Linked DNA regions of Homo sapiens: region 2 is linked to region 1. A link is an interaction called in ENCODE POLR2A ChIA-PET data of the cell type or tissue named here. Cell type or tissue: Caco-2. All regions are shown on one strand. Each heading gives the region's core, and the rest is flanking DNA. Links, peaks and the distances in the headings are about the cores only.

The links. Peaks named below come from ENCODE experiments on the same cell type or tissue, not always from the same donor. Only the 100,000 strongest peaks of a DNase experiment are listed, where the experiment ranks them.
Region 2: POLR2A ChIA-PET joins it to region 1 with 20 read pairs; 3 of 35 experiments call an interaction of 5 or more read pairs at or near these places.

Annotation. Positions count from the first base shown.
Region 1 is chr7:102,005,661-102,021,404 of GRCh38, forward strand. The region is part of intron 2 of CUX1 (cut like homeobox 1); the gene reads left to right. Among named protein-coding and RNA genes, the nearest start is that of CUX1, 200 kb to the left of the region's middle. In Caco-2, for the core only: no CTCF peak of the experiment used is centred there; DNase peaks (open chromatin) are centred at 4,190, 6,991, 7,361 and 7,682; H3K4me3 peaks cover 378 bases.
Region 2 is chr7:102,091,486-102,107,229 of GRCh38, forward strand. It overlaps CUX1 (cut like homeobox 1), which reads left to right. Exons shown (of 24, transcript NM_181552.4): 5 at 5,879-6,016; 6 at 12,851-12,974. Among named protein-coding and RNA genes, the nearest start is that of SH2B2, 190 kb to the right of the region's middle. RefSeq lists enhancers at 4,202-4,713, 5,593-6,792, 9,492-9,993, 9,994-10,493, 10,761-11,437 and 1 more. In Caco-2, for the core only: no CTCF peak of the experiment used is centred there; DNase peaks (open chromatin) are centred at 5,429, 5,866, 6,426 and 9,824; H3K4me3 peaks cover 156 bases.

The DNA of each region.
Region 1 (15,744 bases), core at 3,784-11,783:
TGACTGCGTGATTCCCAAAGCTTCACCCCACTGATGCTGGGTTCCCCTCCTCTGTCTACTCCACCTGCTGAGGCTGGGGCTCTCAGGGACACAGTCAGCAGCTCAGCCTCTGGAAAGACCTGGAAAGATCACATCCTTCTGGGAACCTGCTTCTGGAGGCACAAGTAGTGTAGCTCCTCTTAGGCCCTTTCGATGAAGTAAGAGCAGCTCATTAGCATCCCAGGCTACAAAGCCTAAAACCCTTTGCTTTTACCAAAACCAGAGGGTCTAAAGAGAAAGGTCACGAGGAGCGAGCGGCCGCGTGGATGAGGTTGGCCAGAGAAACTGGTTTGTTTTGGAAGCCGATGGAAGATGCGCTTGGAAGGCTAAGGCTGCCGAGGTTGAAGTCCGTCATTCTCAGTGCAGACCCTAGGGAGGAAGTAGCAGGACCCCAGTGGGGCTGCAGGCATTCAGAAAGAGAGCTGCCTGGGGTTTCCCTTCAGAACCTCCCTCCTTTTAACCCGGGAGTAAAGAGAAAAAGACCCGCGGGGTCCACTGGCTCGGAAGTCGGTCTCTTTCAGTTTGGAGCCTCCAGTTGGAAACCTGCCTTTTAATGGCCAGGCTGATGGTCTAGTTACTCTTTGAACAGGGAAGCCTCGTCAGGCTCTCTGCTGACCACGCCTCAGTGCTCCCTCGAAGGACAACTCTGGAATGCCAGTTTTTATCTCATCTCGGTAGAATGGATTTTTTTTCTTTTCTTTTCTTTTCTTTCTTTGAGACAGAGTCTCGCGCTATCACCCACGCTAGAGTGAAATGGCACGATATCGGCTCACTGCAACCTCCGCCTCCCGGGTTCAAGCAATTCTCATGCCTCAGCCTCCCGAGTAACTGGGATTACAGGAGCGCGCCACCACACCTGGCTAATTTTTGTATTTTTAGTAGAGATGGAGTTTCACTATGTTGGCCAGGCTGGTCTCAGGCGATCCACCCGCTTCAGCCTCCCAAAGTGCTGGGATTACAGGCGTGAGCCACCGTGCCCGGCCCTAGAATGAATTTTTCTTTTAGGGAAAATAAGGTTATTGGTGAATGGGTTTGGGCTGTCATCTTCAGAAACTGATTTCATCTAGAACAGTTTGTGACGGGCAGATGTGGAATAAAACCACTGGATGCATCAGGCGTCACTGCCAAGGGTGCAAGGGGCTGCTCCATGCTGGGCGTGCGAGAGGAGCAAGAAGCCGTCCCCGCCCACCACGGTGCAGGCCGGGATGCAGCGGAAAGCCCTTGCTTCTTAGATTTCCCACACAAAAGTGTATTTCTTGTAGATTTCGCCAGCGCGGGCCTCCTCCTCTGCTTGGCAGTGGCTCTGCACGAGCTGCCTTGGGATGGATCTCTCATCTTTGCTGCTGGCCTCATCCAAGGAACAGACCCCATGCACGGAGCCTAGATGCCCCGAGGTCTTCACTGATGGCCCTCTGAATTTTTATTTTGTTTGTATTTCATTTGTTACTGATTGAATTTTTGAGACAGGGTCTCGCTCTGTAGCGCAGGCTGGAGTGCAGGGGCGCGATCCTGGCTCACTGCAGCCTCGGCCTCCTGTACCTAAGCCATGGCCCTCTCTGACTTTGAACCCCTCAGTTCATTCTCAGATCAGACCACTCACTCACTGAGGCCCTCGGCTCTTCCACAGGTCTCAGCCTTTTGCCCCTTATAGTTTTTAGTTGTTGCAGCCTTTCTGTTCTCTTCCCCTCTCCTGTTAAGGGGACATTTCCAAGCACCCTGGCCACAGAACCTCCTCACCTCCCACCCTCCGCCCCTGGGTGCCAGGGCCTGGGTTCTCTGTGGAAGTCCTGCCAGCTCCGGGTATTTCCCACGTGGATTTCTCATCATCTTCACCACCAGATCAGTTCCTGGCCTGCACCCCTCCTGTCTGGCTTGTGGCAGGGGCTGCCACCCTCACCTGGGCCCTAAACTTCTACAAAGCCCCACTCTCTCCTGTTCCCGTCAGTCTGCTTGCCAAGTCCAGTTTATTTTAATTCTGGGGAACGTTGTCTTCCTCCTCCCCCCTCCCTCGCCACCACCCACCTCTGGTGTTTTTTTTGTTTTGTTTTGTTTTGTTTTTTTTGAGATAGAGTCTCACTCTTGTCACCCAGGCTGGAGTGCAGTGGTGCGATCTCGGCTCACTGCAACCTCCGCCTCCTGGGTTCAAGCGATTCTACTGTCTCAGCCTCCTGAGTAGCTGGGACTACAGGCACCCGCCACCACACCCGGCTAATTTTTGTATTTTTAGTAGAGGCAAGGTTTCACCATGTTGGTCAGGCTGGTCTCGAACTCCTGACCTCAGGTGATCTACCTGCCTTGGCCTCCCAAAGTGCTGGGATTACAGGCACCACTTCTGGTTCTGTTACCTTCGTCCAAACTTGTATTTCCCAGCTGGTATCTTCCATCTCCAGGCTTTCCCCTCTGGCCTGTCCTTTAGCAGGAGTCACCTTCCTGAAGCAGACCCTGGTCTGGTCTCTGCGTACTACCTTTTGCATGGTTGGTGGCCGTCCACCCGCCTCTCAGGCCATGTCTGGGTTCTTCTAGGGGCTTCGGTGATCTGGGAGCCTGTCCCCGCTGGCCCCCTCTCCCATGTCTTACTCCATCAGCTTCACCTTGTTTGTATCTCTGGATCTCCTCTTTTTTCCTTCTGTTTGTATCTTGTCTCTTTCTAGAAAGCCCCCCCACCTCTACTCGCCCCTCTGTGGCAAATATCACCCAATTCAGGTGCCCCCAGCCCAGCAAAGAGGGATTTTCATTCCTTGGGCCCCCGTTGTAGGCTAGCTGCGCCTGTCTTTCGGCACATTTCATTTCCTGCCTGGTATTTCGGTCGTGTGCGTGTCTTTATTCTCCTCGTGTAATCCCTGAGGTGCAGAGTGCGTGTCTGTCCTCCTCTGCCCTCTCTAGAGATTGGGATATGACCAGTGTTCAGCCCCCAACCAAAAGAGCCTAAGAACCCCAGGTCCCCAGCCTGTCCTGCTCTGCTGGGGGCCCACATGCCTGGGGACAAGGCACCTTTCCTTCCCTGACCTTGACTAGGACAGGACATGGGGTAGGGCCTGAACATTGAGCAATTGTCAAACTGCCTACTTACGATGAACAAAATAGCTTTTCAGGAGGCGAGACCACAGCACAGTCATGGTGAATCCTGATGCGCACCCCAGGTCTTTTATCAGGATTTTTGTTTTTCCTGGTGGGCACAGATGTAGGTGGAGCAGATCAGAGGCCTCTCAGGTTCTTGATCACTCATGGCAGTTCAGGCCTGCCAGTAGTGAGGTCAGAGATCCATACAGCAGGGGAGAGAAGGGAGGTACAGGGAACCCTCGGCCCCGCGTGCTCCAGCAGGTCTGCATGATTAACCTGAATTGCAGTGTTCAGAGGCTCGGCCTGCCAGCCACAGCGGTTCCAGATGAAATGCAGCTTAGAAGGCAGCATGGTGTAGTAGCTTTGGCGCCAGCCGCACCCAGAGTTTGGATTGTAGCCAGATGGCCTCAGGTGCAATGTATAACCTCTGGGAATTCCAGATTTCCTATTTACACGACAGGGATGATTCCATACCTGAAGGGCTGTTTGGAAGCATCTAGAAGCAAGCACAGTGGAGTGGCTGTCATGACGCTGACCGCACAAATGATGGTGTTAGGATCCCTCCACGGATGTGGCCAGGTGACACCCCTCACCTAGGCCGCACAGCACCCTAATGTACACACTGAAGAAAGGCTGCGTGGGGCTGCAGAGCGGCTCATTTCTAAGAAGGCCAAAGAAATTGCTCAGTCCAGACCAGGGAACCCAGTTTCTCTTTTAGAGGTGGGATCTTGCTATGTTGCTCAGGCTGGTCTCGAACTCCTGACCTCAAGTGATCCTCCCGCCTTGGCCTCCCAAAGTGTTGAGATTCCAGGCATGAACCACTGCACCCAACCTGTAGCCTCTTTCTACAAGTAAAATAATTCAGGTGAGTTCAGGCCCACGCCAGGTCTTAAACCCTGGCCCTCTGCCCATCTTCCAGCCTCCACCCCTTCTCTCTCCTTACAGAATCTTCTGTTCTTCTGCACACCAGCGTGGCAGACAGGTTGGCCAAGGGCCTTGGACTTCTTTATCTCTAGTACATGTTCCTGTAAATTTAAACCTCCTCAGTTGGGTAAAAGCTTTGGAATTACTAACATTCCTTTTGTGCTGCCTAACGTTCTTGCCATTTAAAAGATTAGCAGGCATAATTTCAGTGAGCCTTCGTGACTGGCGTGCCTCACTTAGCTTAATCCCTGGTTGGTACATGTTAAAACCTATAAAGACAGCCTCTCCAGCACACATGGGGAGCTTGAAAATGAAAGAAAGGTTGCTCTGACCTCTCAGAACTGCGGACTTCTTAAAAAAGAAAGAGTGAGGTGGGCGGCCTCCCTTGCTGCCGGTGCTAGATTCCATGATATGAAACAGCAAGGGTGCAGCTGGGTGCGGTGGCTCATGCCTGTAATCCCAGCACTTCGGAGGCGGGGGTGGGCAGATCACCTGAGGTCAGGAGTTCGAGACCAGCCTGGCCAACATGGTGAAACCCCGTCTCTACTAAATAATACAAAAATTAGCCAGGCATGGTGGTGAGTGCCTGTAGCCCCAGCTACTCAGGAGGCTGAAGCAGGAGAATCACTTGAACCCAGAGGTGGAGGTTGCAGTGAGCTGAGATCACGCCACTGTACTCCAGCCTGGGCAACAGAACAAGAAGACTCTGTCTCAAAAAAAAAAAAAAAAAAAAACTGACTTGGATATGTGCTTACATAAGAAAGGGAGATTCACCAAGTGAACCATGCATAGCATCTCTTAAATCTGTATCATGGAATTCGTGATTGGGCCTCTCTTTCATATCAGGCAACATACATGTGATGTACATACCTGTAGCTTCCGGGAAAGGGAAGGAAGTAGAGATGACATTGTCTGTTACTCGTTTGTATGTGTGTGTGCGTATTTAAGTAAATATGTGTGTGCATAGGGACATGTCACATGCATGTGTGGCACATTTATAGGATGAAGAGGTGTCTAAAAGACATTGAGGAAACTCAGTGAAGGAGTTCTGCCGGCGGGCGTGAGGACCACGCTAAAAGATGCCGGTTGTGCTTTGTGTCTAAGCTGAAAGCATGGATATCATTTTATAAAAGTAAAATTATATTGGCCAGGCGTGGTGGCTCATGCCTGTAGTCCCAGCACATTGGGAGGCCGAGGTGGGCGGATCACCTGAGGTCGAGAGTGTGAGACCAGCCTGACCAACATGGAGAAACCCCCATCTCTACTAAAAATACAAAAAATTAGCCAGGCATGGTGGCACATGCCTGTAATCCCAGCTACTCAGGAGGCTGAAGCAGGAGAATCACTTGAACCTGGGAGGCGGAGGTTGCAGTGAGCCAAGATCATGCCATTGCACTCCAGCCTGGGCAACAAGAGCAAAACTCCATCTCAGAAAAATAAAAAAAAAAAGTAAAATTATATTGTTATTGACGGTCTCTTTGTTCGAGTAAGCCGTCTCTGGATATATCATTGTATGGTGTATTCATGCCAAGGATTTGGTGTGAGTCTTGAAGCATTCACACCAAATTGTGGCCAAGCCCAGCACTGAGAGCGCAGTGGGCGTTCGGAGGACACGTTTGGATTTTGTGATCCTCTGCCTGGCAGGAGCTGCTCAGCCCCTACAGCCCCTTCCCCGAGACCACCAATGCGTTTCTCTTCAGTTTTGCTATTCTCATACGCTGGTGATGGGATTTTGGAGACAAACATGGTCTCTTCTGCTTGCTTGCTTGCTTATTTATTTATTTTTCCTCCCAGGTTCAAGTGATTCTCCTGCCTCAGCCTCCCAAGTAGCTGGGATTACAGGTGTGCGCCACCATGCCCAGCTAATTTTGTGTTTTTAGTAGAGACGGGTTTCACCGTGTTGGCCAGGCTGGTCTTGAACTCCTGACCTCAGGTGACCTGCCCACCTTGGCCTCCCAAAGTGCTGAGATTACAGACATGAGCCACCGCGCCTGGCCTTCTGCCTTTTTTGGTGAACTCCCTGTGGGTGGGAGAACTACCCGGTGGAGTCGGTACCTAACCAGGGCAGGACACGGAGGTACACCCCTCTCATTTTCGGCAGCAGGGTGAGAGGATTTTTATTATCTTACTTAGACACTTGAATTTATTTTTTTATTTTGAGACGGAATTTCGGTCTTGTCACCCAGGCTGGAGTGCAATGGTGTGATCGCTGGTCCCTGGGTTCAAGTGATTCTCCAACCTCAGCCTCCCAAGTAGCTAGGATTACAGGCGCCCATCACCACACCTGGCTAATTTTTGTATTTTTAGTAGAGACGGGGTTTCACCATGTTGGCCATGCTGGTTGACGCTTGAATTTATTTATTTATTTCAGATAATTTTGGACTACAGAAAGGACTCTTTGAAAGGGTATTCTAAAATAATTTCACCCAATTAGGTTTTAAACATAGTCTGCCATATTGTTGATTTCACAGGATTTGCTTTTTTAAAAAAATGTATTTTATTTATTTAGAATTTTTCTTTAAGAGATGGGGTCTCACTCTGTTGCCCAGGCTGGAGTACAGTGGTGCGATCTCGGCTCACTGCAACCTCCGCCTCCCGGGTTGAAGCAATTCTCATGTCTCAGCCTCCCAAGTAGCTGGGACTATAGGTGCGTGCCACCATGCCTGGCTAATTTTTGTATTTTTAGTAGAAACGGGGTTTCACCATGTAGGCCAGGCTGGTCTCGAACTCATGACCTCAAGTCATGCACCTGGCTTGGCCTCCCAAAGTGCTAGGATTATAAGCGTGAGCCACTGTGCCTGGCCTTCAGTAGCTTTTAAAGGTTGTAGCTGAAGATTTTGTACTTGTCACATGGGGGAATATGATAATGAAAGCAGAAGATAGACTAGTCACTCTACTTTTCCCAGCGTCCTCTCTGACTGGACTCTTTGAAGGTACTGCCCAGGGTCATGAAGAGATGGCCCTGGCTGCTTCCAGAAGGTATACATTCCCGTGTCCACTCTGTGTCCTGGAGAGTGGGGGCGGGGGGAGGGGGTTGTCCGTCTTTGTATCTCTGTCTCTCAGTACAAATTTAATGAAGGAATGAATCAATGAATGAATGAAGCAAGCATTCCCCCAGAGAATTCTTAAATCATCTTAGCCGGTCATGGAATTTCCCAGCAAGTCAGCTTTTAGAATCCTGAAAATATTTTCAGTATTCATCTCTTTAAGGAATATATCAAAAGCAGTCAGCACCAACCACGGTTTTTCAGCTGATTCCCAAATGTGTGATAAGAAACACCTAATTCCTTGGGGGAGAAAACTTGTTCAGGTTAAATTCTTGCGGTAATCCTTACGGCCCTGTGGTGTTCGCTAAGATGTAGCAAGAATGTAAATAGCTAGGTACTTTGATCTACCTCAAATACTTACTAGTTTAAACATTCTGCCATTCTGCCGTCATACCAAAAAAAAAAAAAAAGCACCATCCCAGGGTTATGAATGACGTTACTGTCTTTGGACATGCTGTCTTGTGTGGCTGAGACGTAGATCAAGAGAAATTTGTAAGAAAGACAATAAGGTACAAAAATCGCCGAAGCTAATGTCAAGATGGAGATAAATAGATCTATATTTGCCATATATGGTAGTAAAAGAAAAGTCTGTGCAAATTTGCTCGACATTTATGGACTTCTATGATTCATCTACCAGGGCCAGCAGCTCCAGCCAAGAGATATAGAATGTCTTCAACTGTATTTCTTTCCTAAATTGTTTCATTACAAAGAAGCCATGTTGTGTATTCAGAAGAAAATTCCAGGACCGCATGAAAGTCACTATTTGGGAACAGGCCTGAGAAAGCTTGCTTAGAGGAATTCCAAAAGTATTCAAAAGGCAGTTATTGACCAAACACATAATAATTCTCTAAGCATCAACAATTTTCCATAGATCCAAGCTCACATATACAGCGTATTTTCTGTGGCTAGTCACTCCAGAAATAGAGGGTTCTCTGCTTTCTTGACTGATTGACTCATATGCAAACGCTTCTCATTTCATTTTGTTATTTTTTTGAGAAAGGGCTTGTTCTGTCTCCCAGGCTGGAGTGCAGTGGCACAGTCACGGCTCACTGCACCCTCGACCTCTCTGGGCTAAGCCATCCTTCCACCTCAGCCTCCCGAGTAGCTGGGACCATAGGCACACACCACCATGCCTCGCTAATTTTTGTATTTTTTGTAGAGACAGGGTCTCGCCATGTTGCCCAAGCTGGTCTCGAACTCCTGGGCTCAAGCAATCCTCCCACCTCAGCCTCCCAAAGTGCTGGGATTATAGGCATGCATCAACATGCCCAGCCTGTTTTTTGTTTTAATCTGTTATTGAGTAAGGTGCAATTTGTGGCTCCATATACAGGGACAGGTTGCAAAACAGGTACTGAGCCGTGTGTATCCTTCAGGTCCAAGCAGCTTCTAAACTGTGTCTATCTCTGTTCAGGTCCCTGGAACTCTCCTGGGCAGCAAGCTCACAAGAGACCGACCTCTGTGGCCTTCGAAGCGGGTTGCTGTTAGACACACCTTTTAGAAGCTACATTCATAGTATCTCAAAAGACAGACATAAGGGGTACTCGGTATGGCCACCACTCACTCCCACAACACAGCCACCATTTCCCACCCAGAATTTCCTGTGAAATGTGCTCATTTTAAAACAGCACACATCCTGAGAATTGCAAAGTTGGGCATAGAGATCAATACAAATTAGACTTCTTTTTAGATACGCTCTACGCTCTGCAGAGCCCTCTGGGGTCTCCAAGGGCTGGGACCTGCTGGATAAAACTGGATGAAACTAAGTTGCTGCTTCTTTGGTGCCCTTGAATGGACTTTCTTGGCTGCAGTGACGTTAGGTCCGCTTCCTAGCCGCGTGCTGCTCTGCCATCGGGGATGCTAAAGTCGGGGAGGGCCAGGAAGCCTTTCTTTGCTTGGAAGTTTTTGTTTCTCCTTCGCCTGCTAGGTTGGGATAATCCGTTGGGAAGTCTCTGAGCGTCTTTAAACATAAAATCTAGTTTCAAAGGTTTAAATTCCCAAGTTGCCCCCTAAGTTACATGTTGCTTAGGCTTGGTTGCTATCTGTATGGTATAAATAATTCCATTTAGAAATTAAGAAATTATGGGCTGCATTTTTGATGCCAGTGGCTCTGTAGTATCCCCCAACCACCAAAAAAAAAAAAAAAAGAAAAAAAGCATCTAAAAATTGTGAGGTTACCGCTTAGCTCTGTCTTTCTGGCTGCACATGGGTTACCAGGTGCCTTGCCAAGACCCTGCCTCCGTGTCCACCATGCTTTGTGTCTGCAAGTAGATTTACCCATCGTTCATTATTAATTATTCCTCTGAGCAGCTCTGTGAAGCTAGTAAATATTAATAAACAATATGTGCTGATTATGAACCTAAGACAAAAGGATGTCTTTTTCAAGCTGCTTAATTTTAGGTAAACTAGTTGCACACAAGCGATGAATAAACGTGAAGTCAGGCATCCAGGCGGTGAAACAAAATCAAACTGGAACTGCAAAAGGAGAGTGCCTGAGATCTGATTTTATTTTATTTTTGGGATGGAGTCTCACTCTGTCACCCAGGCTGGAGTGCAGTGGCGTGATCTCGGCTCACTGCAACCTCCGCCTCCCAGGTTCACGCAATTCTCCTGCCTCAGCCTCCCAAGTAGCTTGGACTACAGGCACACACCACCATGCCCAGCTAATTTTTGTATTTTAAGTAGAGACGGGGTTTCACTGTGTTGGCCAGGCTGGTCTCGAACTCCTGACCTCAGGTGATCTACCCACTTCAGCCTCCCAAATTGCTGGGGTTACAGGTGTGAGCCACCGCATCCAGCCGAAAGGATACAGTTTATTTAAAGACAAAGGAAAAAGAAAAACCATAATTGTGTTCACTTAGAAACATCTCCCATTTCATACTGATGTCTTTCCTGGTGGTGGTGTCCAAATGCTTATATGTGTGTGAGATTCATTGTTACCATGTTGGGATCAGACTGTAAACAAGCTTTATAAAAGTTCGTGGCTCCTTTCACTCATCCACCCGCTATGCATCGTCCAGATCTGAGTTCACGTGCTCCTTCCCCAAAGGAGCCTTCTCTCCTGTCTAGGGTCAGGTCTGCCTCTTTTTTTCTTTTTCTTTTTTTGGAAGCAGGGTCTCACCCTGTCACCAGGCTGGAGTGTGGTGGCGCGATCACGACTCACTGCAGCCATGACCTCCTAGGCTCAAGCAGTCCTCCCACCTCACTCCCAAGTAGCTGGGATTACAGGCACATGCCACTACACGTGGCTACTTTTTAAAATTTTTTTGTAGAGATGGGATCTTGCTCTGTTGCCCGGGGTGGTCTCGACCTCCTAGGCTCAAGCGATCCTCCCTTAGCCTCCCAAGTAGCTGGGACGACAGGCTCATGCCACCACACCCAGCTAATTTTTTTGATTTTTAGTAGAGATGGGGTCTGGTTATGTTGCCCAGGCTGGTGTTGAGCTCCAGAGCTAAAGCAGTCCTCTCGCCTTAACCTCCCAAAGTGCTGGGATTACAGGCACATGCCCCTGTGCCCGGCCAGGCTTGCCTCTTAAACTCCCTTCGCTCCACATGCCCTTCTGCAGCACCGGCCACAGATAAGTGTCATCCATGCTGGTGGTGATTTGACTCATGTCTCACCTGCCACACAACAGAGGCCCAGGAGGCACAGCAGCCTGTGGTCTCTGCTCATGATTGAAGGAGCCCCTAAAACAGGGCCGGAAGGCCCAAAATAGCCACTCAACAAACATCTGTCGCATAAATGGAAGTCACGTGCCTCATTCCAAGTCTTTGCTGTTCTTCAAAAAATAATGGTACTCCAAAAAATAATGATACTCCAGATTACACTGAGCCATGACCACACCCCTGCACTCCAGCCTGGACGACAGAGCGAGACCTCGTTCCTTACAAAGAATTATACTGAGTACCTAATATGCAATTGCATTGCTTTAGTAGAATTCTCTCATAAGTACTCCCCTGGTGTCGGAATCCACATTGTTCCCAGTTGTTCTCTGTTCTAAACTCATGCTGAACATTCTTGTGCATAAATCTCTGCCTACATCTCTGATTATTCTTACGGATAGACTCCTGAAAGTACTAAGAGGAAGGATTAATCTGCGTTCTGATTTTAAACAGCCCATTTGTCTAAATATTAGCAGGGCCTAAGATCTGGAATAAATGACACAGTGGCAAAAGTCGGAGTCACACGTCCTGGTTGGTTTCAGAGAGTCCTGGGGTGAAATGGTGCCTTTGGGGTCCATCCCTGTCTAGCACAGGAGTCCCCTTTGCAGCAGTGTCCATAAAACGTTAGCTTGGGCTGGGTGTGGTGGCTCATGCCTGTAATCCCATCACTTTGGGAGGCCGAGGTGGGTAGATCACCTGAGGTCAGGAGTTTGAGACCAGCCTGGCCAACACGGTGAAACCTTGTCTCTACTAAAAATGCAAAAATTAGCCTGACGTGGTAGTGGGCGCCTATACTCCCAGCTACTCAGGAGAATTGCTTGAACCTGGGAGGCGGAGGTTGCAGTGAGCCAAGATCGCACCACTGCACTCCGGCCTGGGGGACACAGAGAGACTCCATCTCAAAAAAAAAAAAAAAAGTGAGCTTGGTGATGAGTCTGGGAAGAGCATCTCTTCATTCATTCAGTCCACAAGTATTCACTGTGTCTGCCCCGAACCTAGCACCATCCTTTGGCCCAGGAATAGAACGGAGGAATGTACATCTCCTCAAATGTCTCCTAGAAATTGAGACCTCACCATTCTCGCTAAGCTCCCTGAGGGCAGGGACTGTGACTGTCTCATTCACTGCTCGTAGTTAATGCTCAAATGGTTTTTGAATAAATTAAAATACAATATGTGGGCCAGTGCGGTGGCTCACGCCTGTAACCCAGCGCTTCGGTAGGCCGAGATGGGTGGATCACCTGAGGTCAGGAGTTTCAGATCAGCCTGGCCAACATGGAGAAACCCCATCTCTACTAAAAAATACAAAAATTAGCCAGGTATGGTGACACACACCTGTAATCCCAGCTACTCAGGTGGCTGAGGCATGAGAATCGCTTGAGCCTGGGAGGCGGAGGTTGCAGTAAGCCAAGATCACACCACTGCACTCCAGCCTGGGCAACAGAGCGAGACTCTGTCTCAGAAAAACATGTGGTTCCTCTCTTTGACAAGTTCCAAATCTATTGATGTAATTGATGTATAGATACATCAGTAAATCACAGATGTATTTTCAAAGTTCTGAAATGTAACTAGAGATTTGTTTATTTTTGAGATGAAGTCTTGCTCTGTCACCCAGGCTGGAGTGCAGTGGCATGATTATAGCTCACTGTAGCCTCAACCTCCTGGGCTCAAGTGATCCTCCCACCTCACCCTTCCGAGTAGCTCGCACTATAGGCACTTGCCACCATGCCTGGGTAATTTTTTTAGAAACTTTTTGTAGAGCAGGAGTGTCCCTATCTTGCCTAGACTGGTCTTGAACTCCTGGCCTCAAGCAATCCTCCTGTCTGGGCCTCCCAACGTGCAGGGATTACAGGTGTGAGCCACTGTGCCCAGTCAGAGGTTTCGACATGAGCAGTTATTCAGAAAGGGACCTGGAAGAATATTTTGAAATCAGACCTAGAGTCAAATCAGACTTATTTAAGAGAATTAACCAATGGAGCCTGAATTTGGCTTCTCCCATTTCCTACCACTGATCCCCTGGCCATGAGGACAGTCCTGCAGGAAATTCCTGTGCCAGGTGGGCTAGCCCAGGACACATGGCTTTGGAGACTAGGCAGGGAAGATCCAGCCCAGGGTACTGGAGCTGGCGCTTGCATGCCCCTCTCACTGGGGTGTCTGATCCCCAGATGCCAACGAGGCTCTGGCTGTCCTGTCTGAGCTGCCCCTGAGGCCACACACAGGATCTCAGAGTGGACAAACAGCCTTTCCCTTGACAATGAGCAGTTCTCAGCTCTGAGACCAGAAGAAGCCTTAGTGCAACCATTTCTCAAAGTTTCAGTCTCTTAAAATTGAGGACTCCGGAGAGCTTGAGTGCGTGCGTGCGTGCGTGCGCTGTATCTCTCAGTATTGACTGTGTTAGACATGAAAGCTGAGGAGTCTGCAAAGCACAGGAACACACAAACACACGAGCCGCTGGTGTCAGAGTGAGGCTATCATCACACATCGCAGGCATCTGGAAAACTCCACTGTACACTTGCGGGAGAAGGCGAGGAAAAGGCAAGTAACAAGAATAGTTTTGACCTTGTGGATCCATGAAAGGATCTGGGGAGCCGGGAGTCCCCAGACCCTGCTTTGAGGATCGTTGGCTTAGTGGCATTGGCATCCAGGCTCCACCATAATCCTGAGCCGTGGCCACGTGCTGCCAGATCACGGCCTCTGTGCAGTTCGAATCTGCCCTTCTTCTTAGTCCTTTGCACCATCCTCAGCCTTTATCCTCCTCGGTCCACATTCAGGCATTGCCACTTAGATAACCGCCCCCGCGCCCCCCTCCCACCCCACTTTTCAACATCAGACAAGTCTTTTTTTGTTTGTTTGTTTTTTGAGACATAGTCTCATTCTGTTGCCCAGGCTGGAGTGCAGTGGCACAATCTCGGCTCACTGCAGCCTCTGCCTCCCGGGTTCAAGCAATTCTGCCTCGGCCTTTGGAGTAGCTGGGATTAAAGGCACATGCCACCACGCCTGGCTAATTTTTCTATTTTTAGTAGAGTTGGGGTTTCACCATGTTGGCGAGGCTGGTCTTGAACTCCTGCCCTCATGTGATCCACCTGCCTTGGCCTCCCAAAGTGCTGGGATTACAGGTATGAGCCACCATGCCCGGTCTCATCATCAGACAAGTCTTGCAGATCCCCTCTTGATCAGGAACTCAGGGGTCCCCACCTGCAGCTTCAGGGTACCCCTCGCTGCTTACCAGCAGGCACCCTATGTTGAAATCCTGCACCCTCATCTCAGTTCCCAATCCCACCAGTCCCCCAAAGCCAGCCCTTCCCGTGGTGGAGTTGTACCACGTACCACGCAAAAGCCACAGCATCAGCATTGGAGACTCTGCCAGGACACGGAACGTGTTTTAAATGGCACAAAGACATTTAAATGGGAAGAAATTATAGCAGGAGTGAGTTTATCCCTTTCAAGATAATCTTATTTAATAACCAAAAAACTCACAAAGATGTGCATTTTATCCGACTACAAAAGCAGCGTGGCGGGTTATATATTGTGGTAATTACATGTTTGGGGTTTCATTCCTCCTTTAAACCAGATTTCTTTTATTTCAGAAAATCAGCCATTGTAGAAAAAGACTATTCATTTATTTCATTGCTGGGTGGCCTATACACTGTAAAAATAGGTCAAGAACAGTAATCTAAATTGACTGCTGATAAATAATTAAAGCTAATGGAATTTTTCTCAAACCTGTGAACTAAAATCTTTGAGAAATTGCCAGGACATACTTACTGTCTGCTGTTGTATAGAAAGATATTTTTTATTTAATACTTGAGTTTCAATGCCATTTAAAATTACCCTTTTCTATCACAAGGACTGGAAGGAATATGTGTTCATCTATAAAAGTAACCAAAGGAACGATGCCGTGTTGATGGTTATATGGTTCATCTTCAGATGAGATGGGAAGTGACGGTTTCAGTATCCTGGAACAAAAGAAACATCATTTTTCACTGAACTGGATTTTAAGTTGAGGTCTACAGTCCACATATCATATAATATATATTGTCTTGTTTTTAAAGACTCCATACCTGGTCTGAGCTCTTGTATACATTGATAAGGGAAACTTAACAGCTATCTAACGTGACATCCAGGAAAATAAATACTAAGAACATTTTTTCTTTCATTAGTAATTACTGTTCTCTCATTGCTGCTACCAGGACCTTATAAAAAGACATTGGGGTCAGGCGTGGTGGCTCACGCCTGTAATCCCAACACTTTAGGAGGCCAAGGCAGGTGGATCCCTTGAGGTCAGGAGTTCAAGACCAGCCTGGCCAACATGGTGAAACCCCGTCTCTACTAAAAATACAAAAATTAGCTGGGCATGGTGGCGGGCGCCTGTAATCCCAGCTACTTGGGAAGCTGAGGCAGGAGAATTGCTTGAACCCAGGAGGCAGAGGTTGCAGTGAGCTGAGATCGCGCCACTGCACTCCAGCCTGGGTGACAAGAGCAAAACTCGGTTTGGAAAAAAAAAAAAAAAAGAAATTACAAAGTGAGCTAAGACCAGAGGAGAGGGGAGAGGCAAGAGCGGAGAATTACCCCAGATGAGGGAGATCTGGAACAGAAGGTGACAACAGGCCAAGCCACAGGGCCAGGTCCCTAAGGGTCCCCACCTCTAGCACCATTGGCAACAACCTTGTGAGAGTCAGAATCAAGTCTTTCAGAAGTGACCCAGTTCAGCCCCTCACTACCCCCACCCTGCCCTAGTGCTCTTGGAAAGACTACATTGTCTCCGAAGGAGAAAGGGTCCCACCCCTGAACTGTCACTGTACAGGATGGGGTACCACCAAGAGATGTTGTACCTCTTAAATGCAGTCAGGGTTATTTCCCAGAAAAGTATCCAAGTTACTGTAGGATGAAAAAGACATCCAGAAAAACCTGGATTATCAGATTTTTTTTTCCCCCATTTGGAGACAGGGTCTTGCTCTGTCACCCAGGCTGGATTACAGTGGCACAGTCATAGCTCACTGCCATCCCAAACTCCTAGG
Region 2 (15,744 bases), core at 3,339-11,338, 85 kb after region 1:
CATGCCCAGCTAATTTTTTATCTTTTATTTGCTGAGACGAGGTCTTGCTATGCTGCCCCAGCTGGTCTTGAACTGCTGGCCTCAAGTGATCCTCCCACCTCAGCCTCCCAAAGCACTGGGATTACAGGCACGCACCACCCCACCCGGCCAGGATCACTTAGCTTTTCTAAAGAAAATTATATAGCTCATCTTTAAGCTTAAAACTCTTACATGCTTTTGCCAAGAGAAAACCAACAAACCATTGTGTGGGTTGAAGTACTACAGTTTTGGTTTGGTTTGGTTTGGTTTGAAATGGAGTCTTGCTCTATCACCCAGGCTGGAGTGTAGTGGTGTGACCTCGGCTCACTGCAACCTCCACCTCCCAGGCTCAAGCAATTCTCCTGCCTCAGCCTCCCAAATAGCTGGGACTACAGGTACGTGCCACTACACCCAGCTAATTTTTGTATTTTTCCTGGGGACAGAGTTTCACCGTATTGGCCAGGCTGGTCTCAAACTCCTGACCTCAGGTGATCCACCTGCCTTGGCCTCCCAAAGTGCTGGGATTACAGGCGTGCGCCATGCCGTCCATCTCTGGCCACTTCTTGACAGGAAAAGAATTGCATCCAAAATCTGACCATTGGCTCATTTCAGACATTGTACTTTCAGCTCTAGCATTTAGTTTGCTTCTTTTTATATCTTCTTTTTCTCTCCTCCTTGCACTCCTATTTTTCTTAAAATCCTTGTGCACAGGCTCCCTCTCCCAGATCTCTTTTCCCTTCCTGTTCTGCCTCTCCTTCCCTGGGACCACACTGGCTTCTCACTATGCCTTGACCATGCCCTGTTCACAGCTACCACGGGACCTTTCACTGGGCGCTGCCTCTGACTGGGGTGAATCCTTGCGCTGCCTGGCATTACCATCCAGATCTTCATCCCCACTCACTTCTTCAGAGGCCTTCCCTGTCCCCTTGTCTCTAGGACCCATTTCCCTCACTCCCTGTGCCTCTCCTCTCCATGCTCAGCAGCGCAAACGCTCCTCACTCACAGTGGGGCTGTGCCCCAGTCAACCCATCACAAGTGGAAAATATCATAAGTCAAAAATATATTCAATACCCCTAACCTACCAAACATCATAAGTTGAAAATATCATGAGTCAAAAATGCATTTAGGCCGGGTGTGGTGGCTCATGCCTGTAATCCCAGCGCTTGGGGAGGCCAAGGTGAGCAGATTGCTTGAGGCCGGGGGTTGAAGACCAGCCTGGGCAATGGGGTGTGAATCCCTATCTATACTAAAAATACAAAATTATCCTGGCATGGTCGTGTGCGCCTGCAATCTCAGATACTTGGGAGGCTGAGGCAGGAGAATTGCTTGAACACGGGAGGCAGAGGATGTAGTGAGCCAAGATAGCGCCACTGCACTCCCGTCTGGGTGACACAGTGAGACTCCGTCTCAAAAAAAAAAAAAAAAAAAAGAAAGAAAGAAAAGAAAAAAAGAGCTCCTTTTCCCGGTTTCTCCAGGAGCGCTCTTCCACTCATCTGGTCTCCTGCCTTGCGTTTGTCATTTACATGCATGGCTTATCTCTGCTATGAGGCTGAGCCTTTCCCAGAGCAGCTAGTTGGTTCCGTTGCTTAGGAAATATTTGTTAAATTAGTACTGAAAGAGATTTTCTTTGGCTGCTGGTTAAGAAAACAGAAGCTTTTTTTTTTTTTTTTCTGAGACAGGGTCTCACTCTGTCCCTCAGGCTGGAGTGAGACCCTATCTCTTTAAAAAAAAAAAAAAAAAAAGAAAGTCATAGCTCTCTGCAACCTCCACCTCCCAGGCTCAAGCAATCCTCCTACCTTAGCCTCCCAAGGAGCTGGGACTACAGGCATGCACCACCATGCCCGGCTAATTTTTGTATTTTTTCCAGAGACAGGGTCTCACTTATGTTGTCCAGGCTGGCCTCAAACTCCTGGGCTCAAACAATGTTCCCTCCTCGGCCTCCCAAAGTGCTGAGATTACAGGTGTGAGCCACTGTGCCTGGCCAGTAAGCAGAAATCATACTGAGAATTTTTCAAAGTCGTTTGCCTGGCGGGCTTCTTTCCTTTTTCTTTCCCTCCCTGGGTGAGATGCATCCACCCCATACATTGCAGAGCGGGCTCCGCCAGCCTCTGACTGTAATGGCTGGAATTAACGAGATAATATTGCGTGCACTTAGGAAAAGGTGCTGAATATGTACAGTATTGTTGTTTGTAATAATTATGTTCCTTGAGCCCTGTGTTGCATAACAAGCTATATAATACCTCCAAGATTGCTTTAGGAATTAAGTATCAGATGATTGTAAAACACTTTACAAGATTGTCGCATTGGGTGGGCGGAGCTGGCAGGAAAGCGTGTTGAATCGGAGGAGGAGGAGGCTGGGAAGACAGGGGTTACCGGATTTTGTGTGTTCCTGTTTTATATATGGGTGTGTCCTCTTCGCCTCCTCCAGACAATTCCCTAATTGAGCTGCTAAGATCGGAGGCATCTGACGTTCGCATAAGACCTGACAATCCTTGTGTGGGGTTTAAATGGCATTGGAAATCATTAACAAGACAAAAAGCTATTATTTCCGTAGATTAACACACAGGTTGGGTTTTGGCACGCCAAAATTCATTGTTTTGGTCTTTAGCCCAAACATGCTAGAGTCATTATATTGTCATGCAGTAATTAGCTGTTCCTTTAATACAAGTAATAAAAATTAAGCCTAAGAAGTTCTTTAGCAATGCCTCTTACATATCCCAAAACAATATTCAAATGCTGTAGGCATTTAGCCATTCAACTGTGCTGTAGTAAAGTTTGGAGTTTAATGCACAGAGATGTTTGAACATTTAGCTCATCCTTTAGTCTGTGACCAGCTTTGCTACATAGGCATTAACCTTTAATAGTGTCAGACTAAATATACATGCCATGATGAATGATTATGAGATTGCCTGAATTTTCATTTACAGTATAAGGCTCTGAAAATTGGTGTAAAGGTCTGGTTCCTCCTCACTTGATAATGTGCGTGTCATTTTCATATGTCACCGGATTCCTTGCTTAACCGCATGGGAGAAGCTATTTTTTAATTCGAAGCAGATACAGTGGGGTCCTGGCCTTTTGAAAAGAATGAACTGGAAATGTTGACAGAACTTTTAGGGAGGGCAGGCAGTATACTAGGTGTGTTCTTTAAAGATATAATTTGCTGGCACTTGTGCTAGAAAGCCTACGTGAGCAACTCTTAATAGAATTTTATACGTGATCAAAGGTTCCTCTCTTTACCTCCTCTTCCCTGACCTCTATGTCAAGTTTAAATCGTGGTTCTGTACAAAGGAGGCTGTGAACGGGCTGTTCACTTTCTTGAAACCATTTGCCCAGCACAAGGTCGTGAAGGTGGGGAAGAGGGGCAGGCTGAGAAGGTGAAGGTATCCAGAGAAGTTATGGAAATTTTTTTTACAAACAGCACCTGGAATCTTTTCAGGAATTCTGTTTTTTTGTGTTATCACGACTCCTGCTTACAAAGAACCATCTCCCCAAGATAGCATTTTTTTTTTTTTCCAAGACAGGATTTCGCTCTGTTGCCCCGGCTGGAGTGCAGTGGCTCAATCACAGCTCAATGCAACCTCGACCTCAAGGGCTCAAGGACTTCTCATGCCTTAAGCCCCCCAGTAGCTGGGACTACAGGGGTATGCCACCATGCCTGGCTAGTTTTTTGGTTTGTGTTTTTGTTTTGTAGAGACAGGCTTTCACCATGTTGCCCAGGCTGGTCTCGAACTCCTGAGCTCAAGCAATCCGGCCACCCTCGGCCTCCCAAAGTGCTGGGATTACAGGCATGAGCCACTGCAGCCGGCCTCCAAAATAGCTTTTGGAGTCAAATTTAACATAAATATTTTGATGCTGATTAAAATAATAATGAAAAGCCATGCACCAGAAAGAGATGCAATTATAGGCTGTGTATACGTGCAGAGTAAGTGCCCAGCAGCCAGGGATTCTGCATGATGGACTGTGTTGCTGTGAAACCCCAGCACCCGGGATCTGCTGACGTTGAGCCCAACATATCCCAGCGCCTGCCTTTTGTAAACTCTGCAAAGACGCTGGCATCCTAAAGAGTCCCTGGCTCCTGCTGGATACGTTAACCGAGGCATGGTAGACCTGGCCCTCGATTCCAGGAACCTAGGGTGGTCTGAAAAATTAATGACTCTGGCATTTGAAAATTAAGTGAGCTCTTGAATATATACTCTTGTTGATCCGCTGGGCATGGTGTTTGGCATTCTTCGACTGGAGACTAAATCTCTGCAGCCATCTCACAAGTGACACTGGCGCCCATACCAGAAATATATTCAATAATCTTTCTAAGCCCTGTGGACTTGGGTATTCTTCCACTCTGACGGAGCCTGAGAATTCCAAAGGAAGTATGCCCCAGGTACCCAGCAGGCGGAATATAATTGCCTCTTAGGCAGCAGAAAGAAAACTAAAGATCACATTGATGCGGAAGAACATTTAAGGTCTCTCTATCCTGTGTTGAATTCACAGTAAAGGCGAGAGCCGTGAGTTTGTACTGTAAATTCCAGGTCTGTGACTTCTGACTTTGGATTAAAATCCAGTTTTCTGGAAGTGAATCTGATGGCAGATATGACCTTGAATTGGCTGCAAGACCCCAGCGCTGGCCTGGCTGCCGTGCAGCGCGCGCTGCTCTGCACTTAGTTATCATCAGGAGTGTGGTGGCCTCCTGGCCAGCTGGTCTACGACAGGGCCATGCCGGGTCACCAGCTGTGCCTCTGCAGGGGTCTCCAGCCTTGGGACCTGCGGCCGCTAACCCCTGACTCTTCTGAACACCCTTCATTAGTGAAGGAGGATCGTAATGGAAAGTGGTCATGTCATGAAATGGGGTGGCTTTATAAAGCCTAAGTGTTTCTTTCCTCTGCTTCACCTCTGCTTCATTCTTTACCTTGTTGTAAAGAATGGTCACTCAGGGCTGGGTGGGGTGGCTCACGCCTGTAATCCTTTGGGAGGCTGAGGCGGTCAGATCCCTTGAGTCCAGTTTGAGACTGGCCTAGGCAACATAGGAAGACCCTATCTTTACCAAAAAATACAAAAATTAGCCCAGCGTGCTTGTGCATGCCTGTAGTCCCAGCTACTTGGGAGGCTGAGGTGGGAGGATTGCTTGAGCCCAGGAGGTGGAGGCTGCAGTGAGCCATGATCATGCCACTGCACTCCAGCCTGGGCGACAGAGTGAGACCCTGTCTTAAACAAACAAACAAACAAAAAAGCATGATCACTTGGAGTTAACAGACTTAGGTGTGCATTCTCCATGCCAACCAACTAGCTGGGTGACCTCAGGTGAGTCATTCTGCTTCCCTGGGCTTTAGTTTCTGAGGCCTCTTTCTCGAGATTGTTGTAAGGCTCAAAAGACACAATCTCCATAAAGTGTCCCGTGAACTGTGTGGCGTTCTCAGGCATCAGGTGTCACTTCCAGCCTCATAATCACTGGACCCTTAAACATCCCGGCACCTGTCCACGGACTTGTCCGTCCTCCACGTGCAGCTCCGGGGATGTGATTGACCTCCTGGGGCTGCTACCTGGTGTATTTCTCTACTTATCTGATCAAAGAATGAAAATCATGAAAGTGTCACACCAGGCAGGAGTAATCGGCAAATACCAGTGAATCTCATGGCTATTGCCACCCCATTTTCACACCTCGAGGACCCCGGGCTGGGTCCATCCTTTGTAAAGCACTGGAGAATTCTCCCACCCAGCAAGGGGGCTGGCTGCAGGGGCATGACTGTGGCCTCTGGGGAGCCCCCGGAGCTGATGTCCCAGGAGCCCCACTCTGAGCCTGTGTACCGCCGTGGAGGGGGCCTGTTTGCTGGCCGAGTGGGGTGATGGCTGTTTTCCTGTTGTGCAGATCCCGTACCAGCTTTGGATCTCGGACAGCAACTCCAGCTCAAAGTGCAGCGCCTGCACGATATTGAAACAGAGAACCAGAAACTTAGGGAAACTCTGGAAGAATACAACAAGGAATTTGCTGAAGTGAAAAATCAAGGTTGGTGGAAAATGCGTTCTTTGCTTTTTCTTTTCTTCTTTTTTTTCTCTTCTTTTTATTTTAATTGGCTTTTCCCATACTTTTGAGACCAGCTCTCCTTGTAATATACACGTCATAAAGTCAGGGTGGGGCAGGAATCTGAGTCGTTAAAGAGAGATGATAATCATGCTGAGCTATTTCGAAGTAAAACTTTTCCTCTGCACAACAACGACGTAAGATTTTATTGCCCTCTGATGAGACCGATCAGGATTCTTTGAAAATTCTTCCCGTATCATTACGTGATTGGGTCTGCCTCTTGAAAGGCCCATGCATTGCCTCCAGGCGACACCTGTCAGAGAGCCAGCTCATGATCAAAGGGTCACACACAGTAAGTCATTTAATAATTGCTGTGGATACATTAAGGCTTCAGACACATCTTAAAGGCTGCATGCTTAAGCCCCGCTGTTGCCTTGTCAGTATCGCCTATTCATTAGGAATTTAATGAAAGAAAACAACCTCTTGGTGTGTTTGCCCAGCCGTCAACAAGACAGAGAGGGCAAAGGTTGCCTGGCTTTTCCCGTCAGGGAAGAACAAAGGAATCTCTCCTTTACCTAAAATCCAGAGGCACTCAGGATCCAGGAGCCTGTTGGCTTCCTTGGCTTGAAGGAAAATCACAGCTCCCGTCTGACAGCAGCAGCAGCAGGCTTTTCAGCCAGCTCCAAAGAATAATTCGGCCAGTTTGTTTTGGTTTGGGAATGTGAGTACGGAATTAAATTGAAAGGGGAGGCTGCCCATTCCTAGTGGCCTTCCATTGACCATTTGTAGAGACTTCAATAAAGAGTTAATTGGGGCCACGTGCGGTGGTTCACACCTGTAATCCCAGCGCTTTGAGAGGCCAAGGTGGGAGGACTGCTTGAGGCCAGAAGTTCGAGACCAGCCTCGGAAACGTAGCAATACTCTGTCTCTACAGAACATCAGAAATTAGCTGGGCATGGTGGTGCACACCCGTGGTCCCAGCCACTCAAGAGGCTGAGGCGGGAGGATCGCTTGAACCCAGGAGGTCAAGCCTGCAGTGAGCCATGATTGTGACACTGCACTCAGTCTGAGTGACAGAGCAAGATCCAGTCTTTAACAACAACAGAAAAAGTTAATTGGCAAAGACTTCTTTTTTTTTTTTTTGAGATGGAGTCTCGCTCTGTCGCCCAGGCTGGAGTGCAGTGCACGATCTCGGCTCACTGCAAGCTCTGCCTCCCGGGTTCACGCCATTCTCCTGCCTCAGCCTCCCGAATAGCTGGGACTACAGGAGCCCGCCACCACGCCCAACTAATTTTTTTTTTTTTTTTTTTTTTTTTTTTTTTTAAGTAGAGACGGGATTTCACCGTGTTAGCCAGGATGGTCTCGATCTCCTGACCTCATGATCCACCCCCCTCAGCCTCCCAAAGTGCTGGGATTACAGGCGTGAGCCACCGCACCCAGCCAATTGGCAAAGACTTTCTAAAAGTGTCCTTTGGCTTTAAAAACACTGCAGATAGACCAGGGAAGAAGAATTGTCCATGGGAATGATCCAGAAAGCATCTGTGATGATGTGTGAAGAGCCAGAGGTAGAGGCATGGGCTGTGAGGGCGGCGGTGCCTAAGACCTCCGAGCACACCTCCCTGTAGTGTGGGCATGGGGGTACTCAAGCCCTCAGGCCAGCATAGCTTCCTTGCTGAAATTTGGGGGCACGAGGTGACAGGCAGCTGGGGAAGCCAGACCCCGCTTCTTTCTGGCTTTGCAGAGAGTGGTGAGCCTTTAGGACTAGAAGGGACAACTCTGTCCTGCTAGAGAGCGAGGCATTGGGCTTACTAGGGCTGGAACTGCTGTGAGGGAAGGTATTACCTTCCCTTGTAGGAAGCATTTCTTGCCAGAATCACGCCAGTATTGCAGTAAAAGGTAACCTGCAAATCTGCACATTGAGTTTTCATAGATACGCTACCCTAAAGGGGAGTATCCTGGTTTTTTTTTTTTTTCCCCTTCATTGTCCTCTGGTATCTAATTTTGATAGATCCACTCTCTGGTTTGTTTGGTGAGTGTTTTTTATTTATTTATTTATTTTAGATTCAGGGTCTCGCCCTGTCACCCAGGCTGGAGTGCAGTTGCATGATCATAGCTCACTGCAACAACCTTGACCTCCTGGACTCAAGTAGTCCTCCCGCCTCAGCCTCCTGAGTAGCTGGGACTACAGGCATGTGTACCACCGTGCCCAGCCTCTTTCTGGCTTATTTTATTTTTTTGAGTTTGCTTTTGTTTTGTTGGAGGGTGGTGCAGGTGGGGCCTGGTGGGCTGTGCAGGATTGTCCTTCCCTTCTCCTTCTATCACTGGTGCCTAAATTACCAGCTTCCCAGTGGCCAGGGCTTTGCACAGGGGCTGACCAGGAGCCAAGCTGGGTGTGGATGTTCTCTCCCCAAAGATCTCATCCACACTCAGGAGTGGCTTTTCACAATGAGTTATAGAGCCCAAGATTTAAGAACAGCTCCAGGCCAGGTGCAGCGACTCACGCCTATAATCCCAGCACTTAAGGAGGCCAAGGTGGGCAGATCACTTGAGGTCATGAGTTCGAGACCAGCCTGGCCAACATGACGAAACCCCATCTGTACTAAAAATACAAAAATTACAGGCATGGTTGGGCACGCCTGTAATCCCAGCTACTCAGAAGACTGAGGTGGAAGAATGACTTGAACCTGGGAGGTGGAGGTTGCAGTGAGCTAAGATCACACCACTGTACTCCAGTCTGGGCAACAGAGCGAGACTCCATCTCTAAAAAAGAATGGCTCTGGAGGCAGACAGACAGACCTGGTTTGAGTCCTTTTATTGCTACCACCTAGCTATGTGACCTTGGGCAAATTATCTCACTTTGCTAAAAGCCTCTTTCTCTTGGGAGGCAATTCTGATACTTACCAGGTAGGGTTGGTGTGAGCTTAAATATGCATATACACACAGCATTTGGCACTCAATAGTACCTGCTACTTATTCAGCAGTGTGGTTTTTGAAAGAAATTTACCCTCCTTTATTTGGATAACAAGTTTTCCCAAGCTCCAGAAAAATGTCATTTCCTCTCCCCCACTTCCAAGAATAAAAGTGATTATAATTTGGGAAGGTGGGCGGTGCACATCACTTCTTGTAATTATCACACCAGTAGTGTAAATGATTAAAAAGTTAGAGCAGGGGCCAGCACAATGGCTCATGCCTATAATCCTAGCACTTTGGGAGACCAAGTCGGGAGGATCTCTTGAGGCCAGGAGTTCGAGACCAGCCTGGACAACATAACAAGACCTATCTCTTAAAAAAAGAAAAAAAAAAAGATGGTGTGAGTCCATTGTGTGTTGCTGTAAAGAAATACCTTAGTCTGGGTAATTGATGAAGAAAAGAGGTTTATTTGCCTCATGGTTCTGCAGGCTGTATGAGCACGATGCCAGCCTCTGCCCAGCTTCTGAGGGTCCTCAGGAAGCTTTTACTCATGGCAGAAGGTGAAAGAGGATCAGGCATGCCACAGGACAAGAGAGGAGGGGGCATCCCAGACGTCTTAACCAAATCTCAGTGACTCATCACCAGAGAGAGGCCACCAAGCCATTCATGAGGGATTCGCCCCCATGACCCAGACACCTCCCACTTGGCCCCACTTCCAACACTGGAGATCAGATTTCAACCTGAGATTTGGAGGAGACAAACATCTAAACTATATCAGGTACATAATAAAAGTTAGAGCAAAGAGGGAACTTCTGCCTCATGGGCCACAGCCCCACCCATCCCGCAATGATGAGTAAATGGAGGCCCCAGGTAATGCCAAGCCCTTTAGATTCCTCTCTGTTATGCTGGCCCCGTCCTCCCCTACACATGCCTGGGAGGCCTGCTGAGACACCCAGCATCTGCCCGGGATACAGCCTGGGCCAGAAGGCCAGAGGCGCTAGGATAAAGTGGCCTCTGGCTGAGGTTGGGCTGGTCCGTGAGCACTCACCCGGGTCCAGGGGGTGGCAAAGAGACCTCATCAGGCACAGCACACTGTCGAGGTCACACACTGTGATGTGTCACTGAGGAGCCCCACTGGAGCAAGCGTTAGCGTCCAAGTGCTGTACAGCCACTTCCAGCCGGTCCTTAAAGGCAAAAATGAGGCCAGGCATGGTGGCTCATGCCTGTAATCCCAGCACTTTAGGAGGCCGAGGTGAGCAGATCATTTGAGGTCAGGAGTTCGAGACCAGCCTCGCCAACATGGTGAAACCCCGTCTCTACTTAAAAAATACAAGAATTAGCCAGGTGTGATGGCACACGCCTGTAATCCCAGCTCTTCGGGAGACTGAGGCACGAGAATTGTGTGAACCTGGGAGGCAGAGGTTGCAGTGGGCCGAGATTGCGCCACTGCACTCCAGCCTGGGTGACAGAGCGAGTATCTGTCTCAATAAAAAAAAAAAAAAAGACAAAAATGCTGTATGTTTACACGAGAGTGTAGACCATTGACGTAGCAGAGCAGTTCAGGCTTTTTCAGAGCTGACCTGTCTGGAGTCCATTCTGGAAGTGTCCAGCTCTTGCCTCACTTTGGCCTCGTCCGTATGGCTTGAGAGAGACGTATCACCAACCACTGTGTGCACAGAGCATTTCTTCCAGGACCTGAACAGCCAAACCAAAAGGCGGAAAGTTGCCCAGTCCCCTCTGCTGTGCCCTGATGGGATCGTTGGTGGAATTCCACCTCTCTACGGAAAGCACTCTGGGACACACCTCATGAAAAAGGCCAACCTCTTAACAAAAGAGCCTTTCACACAAAAATTAGCCAGGTGTGGTGCGCGCCTGTAATCTCAGCTACTCGGGAGGCTGAGGCAGGAGAATTGCTTGAACCCAGGAAGCAGAGGTTACAGTGAGCCAAGACTGCACCACTGCATGTCAGTCTGGGCCACTGAGCGAGACTCCGCCTCAAAAAAAAAAAAAAAAAAAAAAAGCCTTTAGCTTGTATGCACTAAGCCGCGTGGGTGTTAATCGCCCAGGTGTTTTGCTCCTGCTCTGGCCAGCGCATGTCCGTGCAGCTCAGGGAGCAGGAATGGATGTGAGTTACACACCTGGCAGGTGCCCTTGCTGCACCAGAGGGAGCTCCATTGCCACAAGCCCTGTCTGGGCTTCCCCCAGCTCTGCCCGGCCTCGGCTCCTTCAGTCATTCATGCCACAGTGCTTTCCTGAGCACACGTCTGTTTGCCAGCACTGGGAACACAAAGAAAATGAGCCTCGCCTGCTAAGAGGTAGATCTGTAGCAGCGGGCGACAATTCCTAAGAGCTCCCCTCTCTTGGGGGCTGGGGCCACAGTGCTTTTCCACAAAGCATCCAGCATGCGGAGTGGCATAGGCGTATCTGGAGGAGGGCGCACGTGGAGTTGTCCTGCCCCAGAGCCACCCACACACAAAGCATCCAGCATGCGGAGTGGCATAGGCGTATCTGGAGGAGGGCGCAGGTGTAGTTGTCCTGCCCCAGAGCCACCCACAGGTCTGTTCCATTCATCAAATCCGCTTTGATATTCCCCATTTGGGCAGTTGAGGTGATGTCTGTGAACCTGCAGTTGGTGGTACCAGAGCCGTCTGGACCTGCGCTTTCCCAAGACAGCCCTGCCTCCCAAGGGGCCCCTCGCTGCCCCACATCCTTGGTGCTCACACCTCACTCTAGGACTCCTCCAGGCCACATGCCAGTCACCGGAGCATCTTCCCCCAGGCTACGGCACCCTCTGCTCTGCACACAGCCCATGACCACCAGAGTGGTGGGCACTCCAGGGTGGGTCCCTTCCAGCCCACTCCCTCCATGCTTTATCCACCTAGCACCACATGTTTCTTGTCACTTGTGAACCAGCAGAGCTGCAGGGCCAGGCCTGCTTGCTTGCTTCCTTCCTTCCTTTTCTGTCTCCCTCTCTTTCTTTTGCTCTCCGTTTCTCTCTCTCTCTCTCTCACTCACTCACTCACTCACTCACTCACACTCTGTCACCCAGGTTGGAGTACAGTGGCGCAATCATAGCTCACTGCAGCTTCAAACTCCTGGGTTCAAGACATCCTTCCACCTCAGCCTCCCAAGTCCCTAAGCTGGGACTGCAGGTGTGTGCTACCACGTCCAGCTAATTCTTGCCCTTTTTGTAGAGGCGGGGCTCGCTGTGTTTCTGGGGTTGGTGTCAAACTGCTGGGCTCAAGGGATCCTCTCACGTTGGCCTCCTAAAGTTCTGGGATTACAGATGTGAGCCACTGTGCTTGGCCTGTAGACTTTCATCTTTTTTTTTTTTTAATTTATTTGTAATTTGTGTGGGTACATAGTAGGTGTCTATATTTATAGGCTACATGAGACGTTTTGATACAGGCATGCAATGTGAAACATCACATCATAGAGAATGGGGTACCGTAGACTTTCTTGACTCCACTTCGATTGCTTCTTCCAAAATGCACACACTATTATGAACTATTTTTTTTCTGAGAAAGTACTTAAACCCACCTAAAACTTTATTAATCATCCCTCAGTTACAGGACTAATTTAAGACTCATCAATAAGATGATATGATATTTTACCATTGATTTCCATCTCCCCCCACCCTTTTTTTTCTTTAACTGGTACTACAGAAACCAAAGCTCTTCTTTTCAGCAAAATCCATTGATCCTCCTCAGCCTAAACGTTTAAAGTTCAATTTAACATTTAGGGAGTAAAAGGTCTCTGAAGGGACTCATAACCATTGATTTTGTGTCAGAGTTGAAGAGCTAAGGTTTAAAACACACCGATCCTACCAGGTTATGAGAGCCTTGTACCTACAGCCATATGGAATTGTATGCTTCTCTTACTGTAGGTTTTTTTTTTTCTTTTCTGCAGAGGTTACGATAAAAGCACTTAAAGAGAAAATCCGAGAATATGAACAGACACTGAAGAACCAAGCCGAAACCATAGCTCTTGAGAAGGAACAGAAGTTACAGAATGACTTTGCAGAAAAGGAGAGGTGAGCATGACTTCCAGGCACACACAGACTGACATAGCATTTGCCCCTGAACTTCACATCATCAGACATGTTGATAAATGGATCTGCAAAATAAGCCCAGGTTGTAACCCCAAATCTATAAGGGGTAAAATGTTTCAAAAATGATATTCTGGCTGGGTGTGGTGGCTCACGCCTGTAATCTCAGCACTTTGGGAGGCCGAGGTGGGTGGATCATGAGGTCAGGAGTTCGAGACCAGCATGACCAACATGGTGAAACCCCGTCTCTACTAAAAAATACAAAAAAAAATTAGCCAGGCATGGTGGCGCACGTCTGTAATCCCAGCTACTTAGGCTGAGGCAGGAGACTCACTTGAACCCGGGAGGCAGAGGTTGCAGTGAGCCGAGATCGCGCCACTGCACTCCAGCCTGGGCAACAGAGTGAGACTCCATCTCCAAAAAAAGATATTCTACATTTGTGAGGTTTCCTTGAGCGAAATGCATCTGTCTTTCCCAATCGGTGGATGGTGTCAGGCAGCCAGTGGGCCCAAGACTATCCAAGCCGTGCAGGTGCAGAGGTGAAGCTCAAGGCATGAGTCGTTAGCAAGGCGGCACCTGGCAGCTGGACCTGGGCTGAGACCAGAGAGGAAAGCCCATTTCCCAGTGTGTGTCCTCTGGGGACAAGCCCTGGGCTAGTGCTAAACTCTTTCTGCCTTCTCAAGCAAATTGATATTTAATATTACACACACACACACACACACACACACACACACACACACAGACTCTCTGATGTATTTAATATTACACACACGCGCACACACACAATCTCAGTGGGTTTTTTGGTATTGCCTCTTTCATTACCTCACATATCAGGGAGTTAGTATCAGTAAAATATGTTAATGCCCTATGTAACTGATGTGAGTTTTAGATTTCTAATGACTTACATTACCAAAAACGTTTCCCACAAATAATGAGTTGGTTTTCCCCTAGTGTGATGAGTTAATGAAAGTTAGATTCCTTGTAACAACAATAAGGACTATTGAGCTTACGGATCCCAACCATATAGATCTTTTTTTTTTTTTTTTTTTTTTTTTAAGACAGAGTTTCACTCTCATTGCCCAGGCTGGAGTGCAATGGCGCAATCTCGGCTCACTGCAACCTCCGCCTCCTGGGTTCAAGTGATTCTCCTGCCTCAGCCTCCCAAGAAGCTGGGATTACAGGCATGCGCCACCACGCCTGGCTGACTTTTGTATTTTTAGTAGAGTTGGGGTTTCACCATGTTGGCCAGGCTGGTCTTGAACTCCTGACCTCAGGTGATCCACCCACCTCAGCCTTTCAAAGTGCTGAGATTACAGGTGTGAGCCACCACGGCTGGCCTAGATTGGATTTTTTTAAACTCATGGGTTAAATTAAGGTATTAAGTTTTATACCCGCTCCCATCAAGTAAAAGAAAAGCAAAAAAGGGAAAAAAAAGATACTGAATTTTAACTCTAGTATGAAGAAATGTATGTATCCATCAACAGGAAGCACTAAATTTATGACTACAGGTAAGGGGCCAAGTGGGACTGTGGCTGGTGTGGGATTTTGTTGTTTTATTTTCAGTTGACTTCCTATGCTGAATACTTGGTGAACTTTTCTTTTTTCTTTTTTTTTTTTTTTTTTTTTTTTTTGAGATGGAGTCTCACTCTGTCACCCAGGCTTGAGTGCAGTGTCGCAATCTTGGCTCACTGCAACCTCCGCCTCCCAGGTTCAAGTGATTCTCCTGCCTCAGCCTCCTGAGAAGCTGGGACTACAGGTGTGCACGCCACCACGCCCAGCTAATTTTTGCATTTTTAGTAGAGACGGGGTTTCACTATGTCGGCCAGGATGGTCTCGATCTCTTGACCTTGTGATCTGCCCGCCTCGGCCTCCCAAAGTGCTGGGATTACAGGCGTGAGCCACCGCACCCGGCTCTTGGTGAATTTTTCTAAGGTGGGCTCTGTAACAATATCATTGGGTTAGGAGGTGGGGCTTAGACACTGGACCAAATTGAAGACTAGCTAAAACAGGGCCTGGAGAGAAGCAGCTTTCTATAAAACATGCCCACCAGTGTGCCACATCAGTTTACCATTGCCTTGGCAACACCCAGGAGTTACCACCCCTTTCCACAGCAATGATCTCACAGCCCAAAAGGTACTACCCATTCCCTAGAAATTTCTGTATAAACTGCCTCTTAATCTGAGTACAGATTATGAGTACAAAATATGAGTACAAAACTGTCCTCAGCTGCTACTGGCAGCACACGGCCTATGGGGCAGTCCTACCTCACGAGACCAGTCACAGAGCTGTAACGCTGCCACCTCCATAAAGCTGCCTTCTTCAGCCCTACCACCAGCTCGCCTTTGAATTCCCTCCTGGCTGAAGCCCAGAGCCCTTGCCAGCTAAGCCCTCCTTTGGGGCTCGCCTGCCCTGCAGCATCATGAAGGCCTCTGAGGAATGCCATTAAGCTGACTTCATTCAAAAAGAAAACTGGCTGGGCACAGTGGCTCACATCTGTAATCCCAGCACTTTGAGAGGCTGAGGCAGGAGGATCCCTTGAACTCAGGAGTTCGAGACCAGCCTGGGCAATATAGAGATATGCCATCTCTATGGCATGAATGAATGTATGAATGCGCCATGCATGTCAGCATGTGCCTATAGTCTCAGCTACTTGGGAGGCTGAGGCAGGAGGATTACTTGAGGTCAGGAGTTCCAGGCTGCAGTGAGCTATGATCAGGCCACTGCAATCCAACATGGGTAACAGAGCAAGACCTTG